Linked DNA regions of Homo sapiens: region 2 is linked to region 1. Evidence: chromatin contacts called from ENCODE Hi-C or POLR2A ChIA-PET data. All regions are on one chromosome and are shown on one strand. The core of a region is the stretch at or near the end of the contact, and the rest is flanking DNA. Distances in the headings are between cores, read along the strand shown.

Evidence for each region. Hi-C counts contacts between places; a loop is a spot of excess contacts on that map. ChIA-PET counts read pairs that join two places held with the same protein, here RNA polymerase II (POLR2A). Pooled maps may share reads with other maps.
Region 2: a loop to region 1 is called in a map of endothelial cell of umbilical vein, with 2.4 times the contacts of the local background. The contact joins the promoter of IGFBP2 here to the promoter of XRCC5 in region 1. A Hi-C loop is called at or near these places in 1 of 168 maps with a recorded cell type or tissue (endothelial cell of umbilical vein) and 1 of 50 pooled maps. POLR2A ChIA-PET finds 5 or more read pairs at or near these places in 1 of 52 experiments (GM10248).

What each region holds. Positions count from the first base shown.
Region 1 is chr2:216,105,278-216,111,938 of GRCh38, reverse strand. XRCC5 (X-ray repair cross complementing 5) reads right to left here and starts at 2,591. Exons shown (of 21, transcript NM_021141.4): 1 at 2,482-2,591. The coding sequence starts at 2,502. RefSeq lists an enhancer at 2,246-2,867.
Region 2 is chr2:216,627,259-216,634,669 of GRCh38, reverse strand. It overlaps IGFBP2 (insulin like growth factor binding protein 2), which reads right to left and starts at 1,250. Exons shown (of 4, transcript NM_000597.3): 1 at 705-1,250. The coding sequence starts at 1,146.

The DNA of each region.
Region 1 (6,661 bases), core at 1,342-3,841:
GTCTTCTGGTGAAAAAAGATAATAGCAATCGGGAGACCTGGGATCTAGTCCCATCTCTCCTACCCATTAGTTCTGAGTCCTTGGGAATGTCACTTAATCTCACTGTTAATAATACTAAAAGGTAGGAAACTGTTGGACTAGATGAGGTTTAAGGTCCTTTCTGGAGTTCACATTCCTTGACTCTGACTGATAGTCTCGCAGTGCTTTGTACCGATCAAACAAACTGTGAGCAGTTCTGGGCTAACATCTTACCAGGAAAATTAATTACAAATGAACATGAAATGAGCAGCTTAGGGAAGAATCTGAAGAATACATGATGTAAAGAACAGTTGGAAATAACTAGATATTTAAGTCAGATGAGAAGATTAAAGGGAACATAACAGTTTTCCTCCCCACCATTTTTTTTTCCTTTTTTTTGAGACATGGTCTCACTGTCACCCAGGCTGGAGTACAGTGGCATGATCATGGCTCACTACTGCCTCCATCTCCCGGGCTCAAGTGATCCCGCTACCTCAGCCTTCCAAATAGCTGGGACCACAGTTGCACCCCACCATGCCCAGCTAATTCTTAAATTTTTTTTGTAGAGTTGGGGTCTCACTGTGTTGCCCAGGCTGGTCTCAAACTCCTTGGCTTAAGCAATCCTCCCACCTCCGCCTCCCAAAGTGCTAGGATTACAGGTATAGGCCACCGTGTCTGGCCTCCCCCCAGATATTTGACAACTGTTGTATAAAAGGATTGGTCTGCCAAGAAAGACAACGGGATCAACAGATGGAAGTTACAGGGAGACTGATGCGACTCCATACGAGGGATAAAAAATAACATTTAGAAGTGATCAATAAAGAAACTACTCTTTTTTAAGTGATCTCTTGACCCTAGAAATGTTTTAAAAACCTGAATGAATTCCTATCAGGGAAGTTATAGATGATTTCTAAATGTGGTTATATCTCAGGCAACACATGAAAAGAAAAGATTATTTTTCACTAGTTTACAAACAACACAATGCACTAAGAGATTTCTGAAGTAAAATTAGATTATTTGAAAAAAAAAACGTGCTAATAAACCACAAAATTCCTTTGAGAACAGTAAAATGCACATCCCAGTTTCAATGCCTGGGGCATGATAACCTAAAAAAACTTAAGAGTCACAAAATATGCTGCTGCACTTATTTGATACACACCCACAAAAGCTACTTTTAAACCAGAAAACTCTAGAGGACTAAAGCACTTTTGTCATGAATTAGGTATCCAGTAAGTGCCATCAAAGGGTTTCAAATATGGAACTTATTGTCTGGAAGCAGAATGGTCTATATTTCTGAGTTCCTATCTGGCAGCAGTAAGAAAACTGAGAAAGAGAAACCGGGTAGCATAGCAACTCTTCATTTCTATACCGAAGCAATACAGGCTGTTAGAATTTTACTTCCAGTTCATCTGCAACAAACAGCTCCTCCACTAGAGCTACAAAGTTTTCAGCAGCTGAAAGAGGACGAAAAAAGGAGGTGAGTGGCATTATTAAAAGTTCATGATCGTTTTAATCAACATTTCTCAATGAGGAGTTGAGGGAACTAGGGATCAGTTGCTCAAACTCGTATCTTGTTTATCTGTATTGAATAAATTCATTAATCCCTGGAACCACATCTCCCTCTAGTGACCCTTCAGAGACAACTACCACTCTTTTATGTTGAAAAAAAAAAATCACTTTAAAATTCATTGTAATTTCTGTTACTGATCTGGGACACCAATGGTCATAGATTTCTAGCAACACAGGGGTTCTCCAGGGCCCTGAAACCAGACAGCTTGGATTCAAATCCGGATTTCACCAGGAAAAGCCCACAGTTCTTTATTCCTCGGTTTTCCCACTTGCAAAATGGGGATAAATAGTTTTCACTTCAAGGGGTTGTGAAGATTAAATGAGATAAGAATAAAAGGTTTAGATCCGTCCCTCACAGAGTGGGCTTTCAATAAATGCGGGATACTACGTTATTATAAAGCTAATAATACGACGCTTTACAGTTTAAGTTATTTTAGTCACAGATAGTCCCTCTCTTAAGTTTTACAACAAGCCCTGTGGGATAGTTGCTTTATCACAGCTAATTTTCATTCTCATAGAGATCTTAAGAACCCAGGCTCGGAAGTAATAGAGGAAGTGGGGCTAGGGAGTGGAATGGGATAAAGAGAGAGAGAGGGGAGGCGGGTGGGGAGGCAGGTGAGACAAAGAGCAGGTAGAGAGGGAGAAGAGGGATGGGATGGGTGGGTAATGGAAGAGGTGGAGTCAGCGAGGCTCAAATTCAGGTCTTGGAGCCCCAAATCTCCAGCTTTTCTCATAGCGCATCCCTCGGTCCCGGCCCTCCTGACTGAGCCCACCACCATGATCTTCTCTTGCCCCATTCTTTGTCTTGACCGCGATCCCACGATTCCTGCTTCCGAACCACCCTCTCCGGATCCCCAGTCCGGGTAAAGCCCAAGTCCATGGCTTTCTTTATACCTTATTCCCCGACCGCACCATGTTGCCGGTCCTCAGGCGCTTTGGTCGCTTCTTCCGGGCGGGAACCTGCCGTGTCGCAACTCGCTTCCGGTGGACAAGCGGCAGATAGCGGAAAGAGCCGCTTCGTTTCCTGCTAGGCCTGAAAGGGGCGGGGAAACCGTGCCCCGGAACTCTGAGCATGCGCAGATTCCCGCCGAGCTTGCGCAGATTCCCGCCGAGCTCGCGCAGATTCCGGCCGAGCATGCGCAGATTCTCTCCGAGCATGCGCAGATTCCCGCCGAGCATGCGCAGATTCCCGCCGAGCATGCGCACATTCTCTCCATTCCGCCGTAGTCGGGAGCGTGTGGTGTTTGAGCCGCCTGAAACGCTAGTACGACAGATTTACTTAAAGATTCACTTAATCACTTAAAGATTCACGTCCCTTTTCTCTCATTGAGAATAACACCTAAGGCATTTTGTGTCAGAGCTCTGGAGTTAGATTTCTTTTCTTTTTTTTACTTTTTTAAAAAATCTTTTTTCCTTTAATTTCATTTTTTCATTTATTTTTTATAACTTTTGATTTTTTTTTTTCTCATCACTTGTGGGTTTTTTTCTACTTTTTATTTTTGGTTATTGTGGAGTTAGATTTTCTTGAGTATGAGTATGAATGCAGAAAGTCACTTAACTTCTCTAAAAGACTCAGTTTCTTCTAAAAAGTGATAATGAAACACTTCACCGATGTGATAACCTTAGAGCCAACTGGGGAAGAAGAGTAGGACGTCCCCAGGAGCACAAAAGTAGAAGGGAGATTCTACTCTGCAGAGAAAATGGGATGCACAAACGCCTGGAGGCATGAGACTTTATCTGCTAAGGCTCTCCCAGTAGTTAGCAGTGGCTCCAGCTTGGAAGGGAGGAGTCAAGGTTTAATTTAGAAGACAAGTCTAGGGAGATATAGAAATAGCAGCTGTCATCACAGTGCTTTACTTGATCACGAGCCCTTTGTCCAGCCCGCATCCCCTACCCCTTTGAGGGAGGCAGGCCCAAGCAGTACCTTGCATAGAAATGACTGCTTTCTATACCATATGACCCCCAGCTGACAGGTGGCTGGACGAAGGGTCTGGCAACCTGCAAAGTGTCTGCAAACCTCTGCCCAAACTGAGAAAATCAAGTCCAATCAATATTCTCTCCTGCTTGAAAATTGTTTCTGGGAAAAGCAAGAATTGAAGCTGAAAAGATGTGGAGAATCTATGAGCCAAAATTATAAATACATTGAAGCCTCTAGAATGTAGAGTCAGACATATTCAGAGGTGCTCATAGAGCCCAGGAGGTTCTTCCAGCTTTTGATTCAAACTCAAGGAGTTACTTAAAAGCTGAAATATTATTTTTAATAATACTTTAAAGGAACAGCAGCGCCCTGGCCGCTCAGCTTTGCGCGGGCTGCAGCAGGCAGGCAGGCAGGCACGGACACTCGCCCTTCCCTGCGGGTAAGATTTCCAAGAGAAAGATCAGCTCGGCAGAAGGGGCGGGGAAGATCTGTGAGGTTGTCAGCTAAATCTCCTCCAGCAAAGGTGGAAACGAAGCCCAGCGGAGGCAGCAGGACAGCATAAATTTTCAGACAAAGAAGCAAACAAGGAAAAATGGGAGCAAAGGGCAAACAGGCCAAGTGGCTATCCGGGAAACAAAAGATTTATCTGTGGAAAGCGGAGAAACTGAAACAAGGAGAGTCCAGCCTCTGGTGAAGCAGGACAGAAAGAAGCCAAATCTGATTAGTATCACATACCATATCTTGTCAGTGGTCCTTGTCTCCCTTCTTGTACGATCCAGAGCTAGAGAGAGAGAGAAAAGGAAAGAAACAGACAGGGTGTCGCTCGGCCGAGGCTGGAGTCCAGTAGCACAATCATAGCTCTCTGCACCCTGGAACCCCTGGGCTCAAGCGATTCACTTACCTCAGCCTCCCAGGTAGCTGGGACCACAGGTGTGTGCCACCAAGCCCAGCTAATTTTTGTGGGGTTTCTGTGTGTGTGTGGAGGCGGGGTCTTCCTATGTTGCCCAGCCTGGTCTTGAACTCCTGGGATCAAGCGATCCTCCCGCTTCAGCCTCCCAAAGTGCTGGGATGACAGGTGTGAGCAACTGCACTTGGCCTCAGAGGAATATTTTTATCAACTATTTTGATAAGGAATATTTTTATCAACTATTTTTAAATGCAAGTTTTTTAGTAGCTGTAGAAACTTTTTTTTTTTTTTTTTTTTTTGAGACAGAGTTTCCCTCTTGTTGCCCAGGCTGGAGTGTAGTGGCGCGAATTCTGCTTACGGCAACCTCCGCCTGCCGGGTTCAAGCGATTCTCCTGCTTCAGCCTCCCAAGTAGCTGGGATTACAGGCATGTGCCACCACACCCAGCTAATTTTGTATTTTTAGTAGAGATGGGGTTTCTCCATCTTGGTCAGGCTGGTCTCGAACTCCCGACCTCAGGTAATCCGCCCACCTTGACCTCCCAAAGTACTGGGATTACAGGCGTGAGCCTGTGCCTGGCTGAAACATTTTTAGGAAGGAGGGAATCCCACTTTATCCCATTTTTAAAGTGTAGCTTTTAAAAGGTGAAATAATTCACTTGTTTGTTGTTTGGTACAACCAGGAAACACTGAAATAGTGAATAATGGGAGGCTTTCACTGTCTTCGAAGTCAGTTTAACATTCCCTAGGGAGAGGGTATTTTATTTCCTACAGTACAGCGCATACTAAATGGCAATATAGAGCCACAGTCATGCATTTAATGTGTCTTGAAAATTTTAAATTACTTTTATTTTCATGGGTTTTTTTAGTAGAATTGTTTCCTGAAGAAAACCACTCCTTGGTCACGTTGCTATCCGTGTCAAAATTGTGTGCAGTCTGTAACATCTTTGGTTGTGCTAGTCCCATTTTCCTGATAACTTTGTTAATGTGCTTTGAAAGACTGAAAATTTGAGTGGGTAGAGTATATGATATTAAATTGTGAATTGGTGGGACTTATGTAACAACTTATCAGCATGTGGAGATAATGTACCCTGATACCCTCTTTTTTTTTGAGAACAGTCTCACTCTGCGCCCAGGCTGGAGTGCAGTGGCACGATCTCGGCTCACTACAAACCTCCGCCGCTCCCACCCGCCACCAGGCTCAAGCGATTTTCCTGCGTCAGCCTACCAAGTAGCTGGGATTATAGGCACCCACCACTGTGCCGGCTAATTTTTGTATTTTTAGTAGAGACGGGATTTTGCCATGTTGGCCAGGCTGGTCTCGAACTCCTGACCTCAGGTGATCCGCCCACCTCAGCCTCCCAAAGTGCTGGGATTACAGATGTGATCCACCGCGCTCAGCCTAAAAAATATTTTTAATAAGACTGGTAAAGAGAATTACTGGAGACTCAGTACAGTGAAGGAAATTTGCATGCTTTATGTCCATGTTTTTATCTTGTATATGGTCTCTATTTTTCCTCTTCCTTTCTCTCTCTCTCTCCCTTCCTCCTTCCCTCCCTCCCTCTTGCTTTTCCCCTTCCTCTTCCTCCTGCTCCTCCTCCTCCCCCTTCTTCTCCTTCTCCCTGTCCCCACTCTCTGTCTTCCATACACCCTTCAGTACAGGTCTGTTTCTTGGAAGAAATAAAAGAGGTTCTAGTAGCTGTGCTTGTTTGCATCTCAGCTGTTTTTATAGAAGTCTTTAGAACCAGCCACCTCTGTGCAGCTAGGCATCTGTGACGCTGAAAAGGGATATGGACTTTAAGCATTGCTTCCCCTGGCAAAGGGCCTTCATTAATCAAGGGTCAAGGGATAAACATTATTAATGATGTGACAGCATATATGGCTACTCCCTTCCTCCTCCACAACAAAAGGATTCTGGCTTTGTTCGTTCTGTTTCTGTCAGTGCAAGGTCCTTTTGGATTTAAATGATACAGAATTGGGAATAAAGGGGGACAGGAGGTTGATGGGCTATGACTAGTGGTGGTGATGGTATGTGTGTTGGGGGACAGAAGGGGGAGTTAGAGAGAAATGTGTAAAAGCCACTGTGGCATATGAGGGAAATAAATGGGATAGGAAAGGGGGAATGGCAAAATGTCATTTTGGTGATGCGTGTGAGCCATGCCTCTCAGCATTCACACCCTTATGTAGTTCCTTCCCCGTGAATCTGGACAGGCCTCATGACCTGCTATAACCAGTAAAATGTGTAGGCATTT
Region 2 (7,411 bases), core at 1-2,500, 520 kb before region 1:
CGGCGATCGGGCTTAAGTTACATTGATTCAGCTGCTAGGAGACCCCTCGCCTACCAAATGCCTCCCTTTTATTTTTCCATTCAACGTGGTAGCAAGAGCCCTGCTCGTTCCCTATGGAGAAATAGTAGTGGTGGTTTTCATTTTTCTCCTAAGCGACTCATCCTACAAAGTACCAAGTCCTTTCTTTCCAACTCACAACCCCAGTAGAAGGAAGGGCCCCTTGGGACGCCGGTGCCTCCTCCTAGCTCCCTCTCCTCTTCCAAGGTTCCTGGTGTCACTGGCACCCCGCAGCCTCCGCCTCCCAGCAGCGATCCCACCAGGACCCTTGGGTCCTCAAGCAGTGCCCCAAATAAGATTCGAGTTCCTACTCCCATGGATCTGACCACCGGCCCCCTTCTCAGCAAATCCCTCCTCCAGAATAGAAGTCTGGGTCCGTTCCACGCGGGTAAAACTATGGCAGCAGGGATGCCTTTCCTCTCCCCATTCATCCCCACCAAATGAGTCGCCAGGGCTCTTCCACTTGCTCTAACTCCAGTTCCCCTCCCCGGGCCTGACTTCCGCGTCCCGCTAGCAACAGTCCCCCTTGATTTGGTCCAAGGTCTCGGCTCTGCCGCCCCTAAAACCGTCCGTAAGGTCCAGCCGCCCGTCGGGCTTCTCCGCTGCCCTCCAAGTTTCTCCCAACTACTTGTTCCAGACCGCGTTACCTGCAACCTGCTCCGGGCTGGCGCCATACTCGGCGTCCCGGCGCTTCTCACAAGTGCCCTCGCCCATGACCAGCGCCTGCAGGGGCAGCTCGGAGCCCGGGTGGGGATAGCAGCGCAGCCCCTGGCCGCAGCGCGGGGTGTAGACGCCGCACGCCTCGCCCTCCAGCCGGGCGCACACCGAGCAGCAGCCGCAGCCCGGCTCCCGGACGAGCTCCGCGCATGGCATGCGGGCGCCTCCGGCCACTGCGGCCACCGCGGCGGGCGGCGCAACCGGCGGGGGCCCGCAGGCGGCCAGGCGCTCGGGTGTGCAGGGCGGGCAGCGGAACAGCACCTCCGCGCGCGCCCCGCCGCCGCCGCCACTCGCGCCCAGTAGCAGCAGCAGCAGCGGCAGCAGCGGCGGCGGCGGCAGCGGCAGCGCGGGGCAGCCCACTCTCGGCAGCATGCTGGCGGTCGGCAGCGCGGCGCGGCGGGCGAGCGAGCGAGCGGGCGGGCGGGCAGGTGGCACGGCCCTGCGAGCGCGGGAGCCGCCTCCTCCGCTTCTTCCTCCTCCCTCGCCGCCGCAGCCGGGTCCTAAAGGGCCGGCTTCTCCCCGCCCCCTGCCTTCTCCCCTCCCCCTTTTGGAGACCACTCCCTTCCCCCCCGACACTCCCTCGCGCCGGCAAGTGAGTGCGCGCACGCCCGCTCGCCCACCTCCGCGTTGGCTGCGGGCTCTGGGGGTTCCCTGCTCTTCCCGGGCCCCGTCCCTCCGCACTCTTCTGGCCTGACTATGACTCCTGAAGGAGAATACGGATAACTCGCGGGTTTGGGTAGGACCGGCGTGGCGGTGGAGAAGAGCGCGTGCTTTTGTCTGCTCTCAGTTCAGTTCGCGAGGACTTCGTTTGCGCGCTTCCCCTGTGGCCGGCACTGGGCTAACCGCTGGGGAACACAAAAGACATAAGGCTCCGTTTTGACCTTCAAGTAGATTTCAGTCGGCTCATACCAACTCCTTCCATCCTGGGGTATCACCCACCACTGACACGTGGCTTGGAACAATGACTTCTTGTTGGGTGGGTCCTGCGGAGTTTCAGACCCGTCTAGACCAAGCTAGACCCAAACAGCCCCGAATGGTCTTAGTGACTATTGCAGTTTTCCAAACCTGGGAGCTCGTGACTACAACCTATGAGAACCCTAAGTGCCCCGCAAAACCTGCCCCCTTCGTCTGCAGACCCCCTCCCTTCTCCGCCCGCTAAAATAATCCCTTAGCACCCTGGGCCCCCACCTACAAATCTCGAGGCACTTGTTGCAGGACAGATCCCAGAACACTCAGTTGCAGGGGTCTTGGAGAGGTCAGATCAGCTCTCCAGGTGTGACAGACCCGCTCTGGGGTAAGGCCATTTATGGCTGTCTTCAATAATGCAGATGGACAAGCATGACCTCCTTTCATTGTTCTGTTTGATTTACTGAGTCATCTACCCAAGCTGCCCCCAACCCCCATCATTCCAGGCTGGACTCAGCCATAATCAACCATCTCCTGGGGTGTGACCCTAACAAAGACCCCTGTCAGAGAGATTCCTTGGGTGACAGGTGGACCATTAAGCTGCCTCCACCGCAGGTTTCATCTCCCTATACCTCAGCGCCCCTCTTCCCCCCAGACCCCTCCACTCTGGCTCTTTCTGACTTCAAGGCTCAGAGCCTGTTTGATTCAGTTCAACAGCTAGTTAACCCAATGGCCACCTGGCTCTGAAGGTGACCTAGATGCCTCCAGGAAGGCAAGTACCTGGTCTTAAGACGCCAAGCTGGGAAGAGTTATCGGGAAAGACTTTGGTAAGATAAAAAATAAATAAATAAATGTTTATCAGAGGCTTTGAAGAAAAGAAATATTTTGGTAGAGAGGTGATGTGGTGGTTGAGGAAAGGGGAGTTTCTTGGGTGAGTCGGAGCTGAAATTGAAGCTTGTAATTCTACCAGAGGAAATGGGCGGTTAGCAAGGGCACAGGCAGAGGGACCACCTGAAGCAAAAACACAGAAATGGGGCCGGGCGCGGTGGCTCACACCTGTAATTCCAGCACTTTGGGAGGCCGAGGCAGGTGGATCACCTGAGATCAGGAGTTCAAGACCAGCCTGGCCAACCGTGGCCAACATGGTGAAATCCCATCTCTACTAAAAATACAAAAAATAGCCAGGCACGGTGATGCACGCCTGTAGTCCCAGCAACTTGGGAGGCTGAGGCAGGAGAATCGCTTGAACCCAGGAGGTGGAAGTTGCAGTGAGCCAAGATCGCACCACTGCACTCCAGCCTGGGTGACAGAGTAAGAATCAGTCTCAAAACACACACACACACACACACACACACACACAGAGAGAGAGAGAGAGAGAGAGAGAGAGAGAGAGAGAGAGAGAAATGGGAAAATGAGTTTGGGGATCAGAAAGTCCACTTCAGCCAGAGTGCAGGATGCTTGCAGAGAGCAGCAGGGGAGGCAGGAAATCCAGTTGACTGTGGCGCTTTGGCTTAATATGCTGGGCAGTAAGGATACAGCATCCATGTTTGAGCAGAGGAAGAGATGGACAGAGCTGGACTTCTGGAAATCATTAGCACTATGTAGAGTGCCGATCTGAAAAAAAAGTAAAAAAAAAAAAAAATCGTTAGCACTATGTAGGGTGCCGATCTGAAAAAAAAAAAAAAAAGAAGTAAAAAGCACTATGTACAGTGCCAATCTAAAAAAAATAAAAATAAGACACAGGAAGGATCATGGTCATTCCACCTTCATTCTCCCTGGTGTCTCCTGCCTGCTTTGTAACGTGTTTCTGTTGGTCCCACCCACTGAGCTCCTACAGAGTAGGCACAGGGTCTAGCACAACGCTGTCCAATAGAAATCTACTGCAAATCGCAAACGTGAGCACATGTGCAATTGTAAATTTCTAGTAGCCATATTAAAATATAGTAAAAAGAAATAGATGACATTTATTTTAATAATATTCTTAATTTGGCGGTATATCCAAAATACTATCATTTCAATGGGTAATCAACACTAAAATTAATGAGAGAGTTAACATTCCTTTTCTTATACTAAATCCTCAAGTTCTGATGTGTATGCTATACAGCACATTTCAGTTTGAAGTAGCCAAAATTCAAATGTTTGATAGCCATGTGTGGCTAGGTAGCTATCAAATTGGACAGCCCACAGGTCTAAATACTGCCTGGCACCAGGTAAGCACTCAATAAATATTTGTTGAGTGAATGAAAAGTACAGTCTCTCAAAATATTCCTGGCAGGGCCCCTCATTCTCTTTCTGTCTTAATTGCAATGCCCAGGAGCTGGGAATGAAAGGCTGTGATGAGTCTATTAAGAGGCTAAGAGTGGCATTGATTCATTCATTCCCATGCAGCTACTCACTTATCTTTTGGGATTCATTCTCTTTCCACCTCCTTTTAAAGTTCTTGATCTTTCAGCCAAGAGCAGTGGAGATGAGCAGGCAAAGTGATGCTGACTTGACAAATGCAAAGTACTCAATGATATTTCACTTTCTAATGAGCCTGAAGGCCACACCCAATTCTTTTCTCCTAGTTCCCAGGTTAATGGCCAATTTTACCCTTCCCCACCCTAAATACACGCAAACACATAACAAAATAATCCCATATTTTTAAGGCTTTTCCTAACCTCTCCTGAGCCTCACTCAGAATCCCACTCCCCAAAGGCCAGCTGCTACAGAGGCTTGAATCACAGAGCATCCTCAATCCATTGAAGCCTAGAGAAGTAGGGGGACTCAGCCCAGAACCCAGAGCTGGTTACTGGCTGGCCTACAACTTAACCATTTTGCTTATTACTGTAGGCCCAGGGCTAGAACGGTGCCTGCACAGAGATACTCAAAGAATATTTGTTGAGTGAATCCAGGTTCTCCGCTTGTTGTCTCTGGCTTTGCCCATCCCATTGTTCCTGGAGCATTCTTCACTTTAGATTTCTCATGAGTCCTCTGCAAAGGTATGTCCTCAGGCTTGAGAGCCTGTCTGTGCCCAGCAGTGAGGATTGGTTGAGAGATGGGGACAGGCTAAGACTGGTTTTCTCCCTTCCCCTTAATCCCTGCCTTTTTCCATCTCAACCACGTTTTATAAACCCCACCCTTACATGGTTTACCGTAACTAGGTACCACCTGTACTATTATTTACATAATTTTTTTAAAGTAAGGCAATTCACTCTTTTTTTTTTTTGCTTACGATCATTTTTAAAAGAAATTGTATATCACTACCATAAATGGAAATGTAGTATTGATGGCCATCTATAGATGGTAACCATAAAACACAATGAAAACAAGACAATGTTATTTGATTCGAGCTGGATACTGTTGCCTGCTGAAGCTTCTGAAGCTGGCACACTCTTCCCAAGTTAAGAAAGATGAGACAATTTAGAAGAAGCATTCAAGTTAAGTCAAACCCAAGCTGAGATTTTCTCCACTAAGTCATCAGGAGAGGAATGTTTTTTAAAAATATTTTATTGAAATATACATGCAAAAAAAAGTAGATAAACCAGATAAATATCCACAAATTGACCGCACCGTATAACCAGCTCCCAGATCAAGAAGAACATTGGCCAGGCACAGTGGCTTACGCCTGTAATCTCAACACTTTGGGTGGCTGATGCAAGAAGATCACTGGAGCCCAAGAGTTCAAGACCAGCCTAGGCAATATGGTGAAACCCCGTCTCTACAAAAAATAAAAAAATAAGCCAGGTGTTGCGCATGCCTGTAGTCGCATGCCTGTAGTCGCAGCTACTCAGGAGGCTGAGGTGGGAAAATCATTTGAGCCCAGGAGGTAGAGGCTGCAGTGAGCTGTAATTATGCCACTGCACTCCAGCCTGGATGACAGAGTGAAATGCTGTGTAAATAAATAAATAATAAAGAAAAGAACGTTGACAGCATATGGAAAACCTTTCATGCCCCTACTGGTTATTATCCCCATGCTCTGCAAGGGTAAACATTGTCCTGACTTCTGCTGGCGTGGATGAGTTTTCACATAAATGAAAACTTACAATAAGCAGTTGTTTTTGTTTTTTTGTTTTTTGGAGACAGAGTCTCGCTCTGTTGCCCAGGCTGTAGTGCAATGGTGTGATCTCAACTCCCTGTAACCTCCACCTCCCAGGCTCAAGCGATTCTCCTGCCTGAGCTTCCAGAGTAGCTAGGATTACAAGTGTCCACCATCATGCCTGGCTAATTGTTGTATTTTTCGTATGGAACCAAAAAACAGTGCAAATAGACAAAGCAATCCTAAGCAAAAAGAACAGAGTCAGAGGCATCACATTACCTGACTTCAAACTATACTATAAGGCTACAGGAACAAAAACAGCATGACATTGGTACAAAAACAGACACATAGACCAATGGAACAGAATAGAGAACCCAGACATAATGTTACAAAGTTGAGAAAATAAGCAATGGGGAAAGTACCTAGTCAATAAATAGTGCTGGGATAGCTTGCTAGCCATATGCAGAAGAAAGAAACTGGACCCCTACCTCTCACCATATACAAAACTGAACTCAAGATGGATTAAAGATTTAAGTGTAAGACCTCAAACTATAAGAATTATAGAAGAAAACCTAGGAAACACCATTCTGGACATCATCCTTGGGAAAGAATTTGTGACTAAGGCCTCAAAAGCAATAGCAACAAAAACAAAAATTGACAAGTGGGACCTAATTAAACTAAAAAGCTTGTGCACAGCAAAATAATCTATCAGCAGAGTAACAGACAACCTACAGAATGGGAGAAAATATTTGCAAACTATGCATCTGATAAAAGTTTAATATCCAGAAACAATTCAACAAGGAAAAAAGCAAATAACCCCATTAAAAAGTGGGCAAAGCCACTTCTCAAAAGAAGACAGACAAGTGGCCAATAAACATATGAAAAAATGCTTAACAACACTAATCATCAGAGAAATGCAAATCAAAACCATAATGAGATACCATCTCACACTAGTCAGAATAGCTATTATTAAAAAGTCAAAAAACAACAGATGTTGGCAGGGCTGCAGAGGAAAGGGAACGCTTATACACTGTTGGTGGGAATGTAAATTAGTTCAGCTACTGTAGAAAGCAGTTTGGAGATTTCACAGGGTACTCAGAACTATCACATTACTCGGTATATAGCTAAAAGAAAATAAATTATCTTACTAAAAAAGACACATGTGCTCATATGTTCACTGCAGCACTATTCACCATAGCAAAGACATGGAGTCAACCTAGGTGCCCATCAATGGTGGACTGAATAAATAAAATGTGGTATATATACACCATGGAATACTACACAGCCATAAAATAAAGGATGAAATGATGTCCTTTGCAGCAACATGGATGCGGCTGGAGGCCATTATCCCAAGCGAATTAACACAGGAAGAAAAAACCAAATACCACATGTTCTCACTTATAAGTGGGAGCTAAACACTGGGTACTCATAGATGTAAAGATGGCAACAACAGACGATGAGGGCTACTAGATGGAGAGGGACAGAGGGGGCAAGGGTTGAAAAACTAACTGTTGGCTACTAGGCTCACTACCTGGGTGATGGGATCGTTCATACCTCAAGCCTCAGCATCACGCCACAAACCCATATAATAAACCTGCACATGCACCCCCTGAATCTAAAATAAAAGTTGAAATCATATTTTAAAAATTCCTCCTATTTTATCATACATATATTAACCCCACTGTGAATAGCCCACGGTGAATAAAGAAGGTG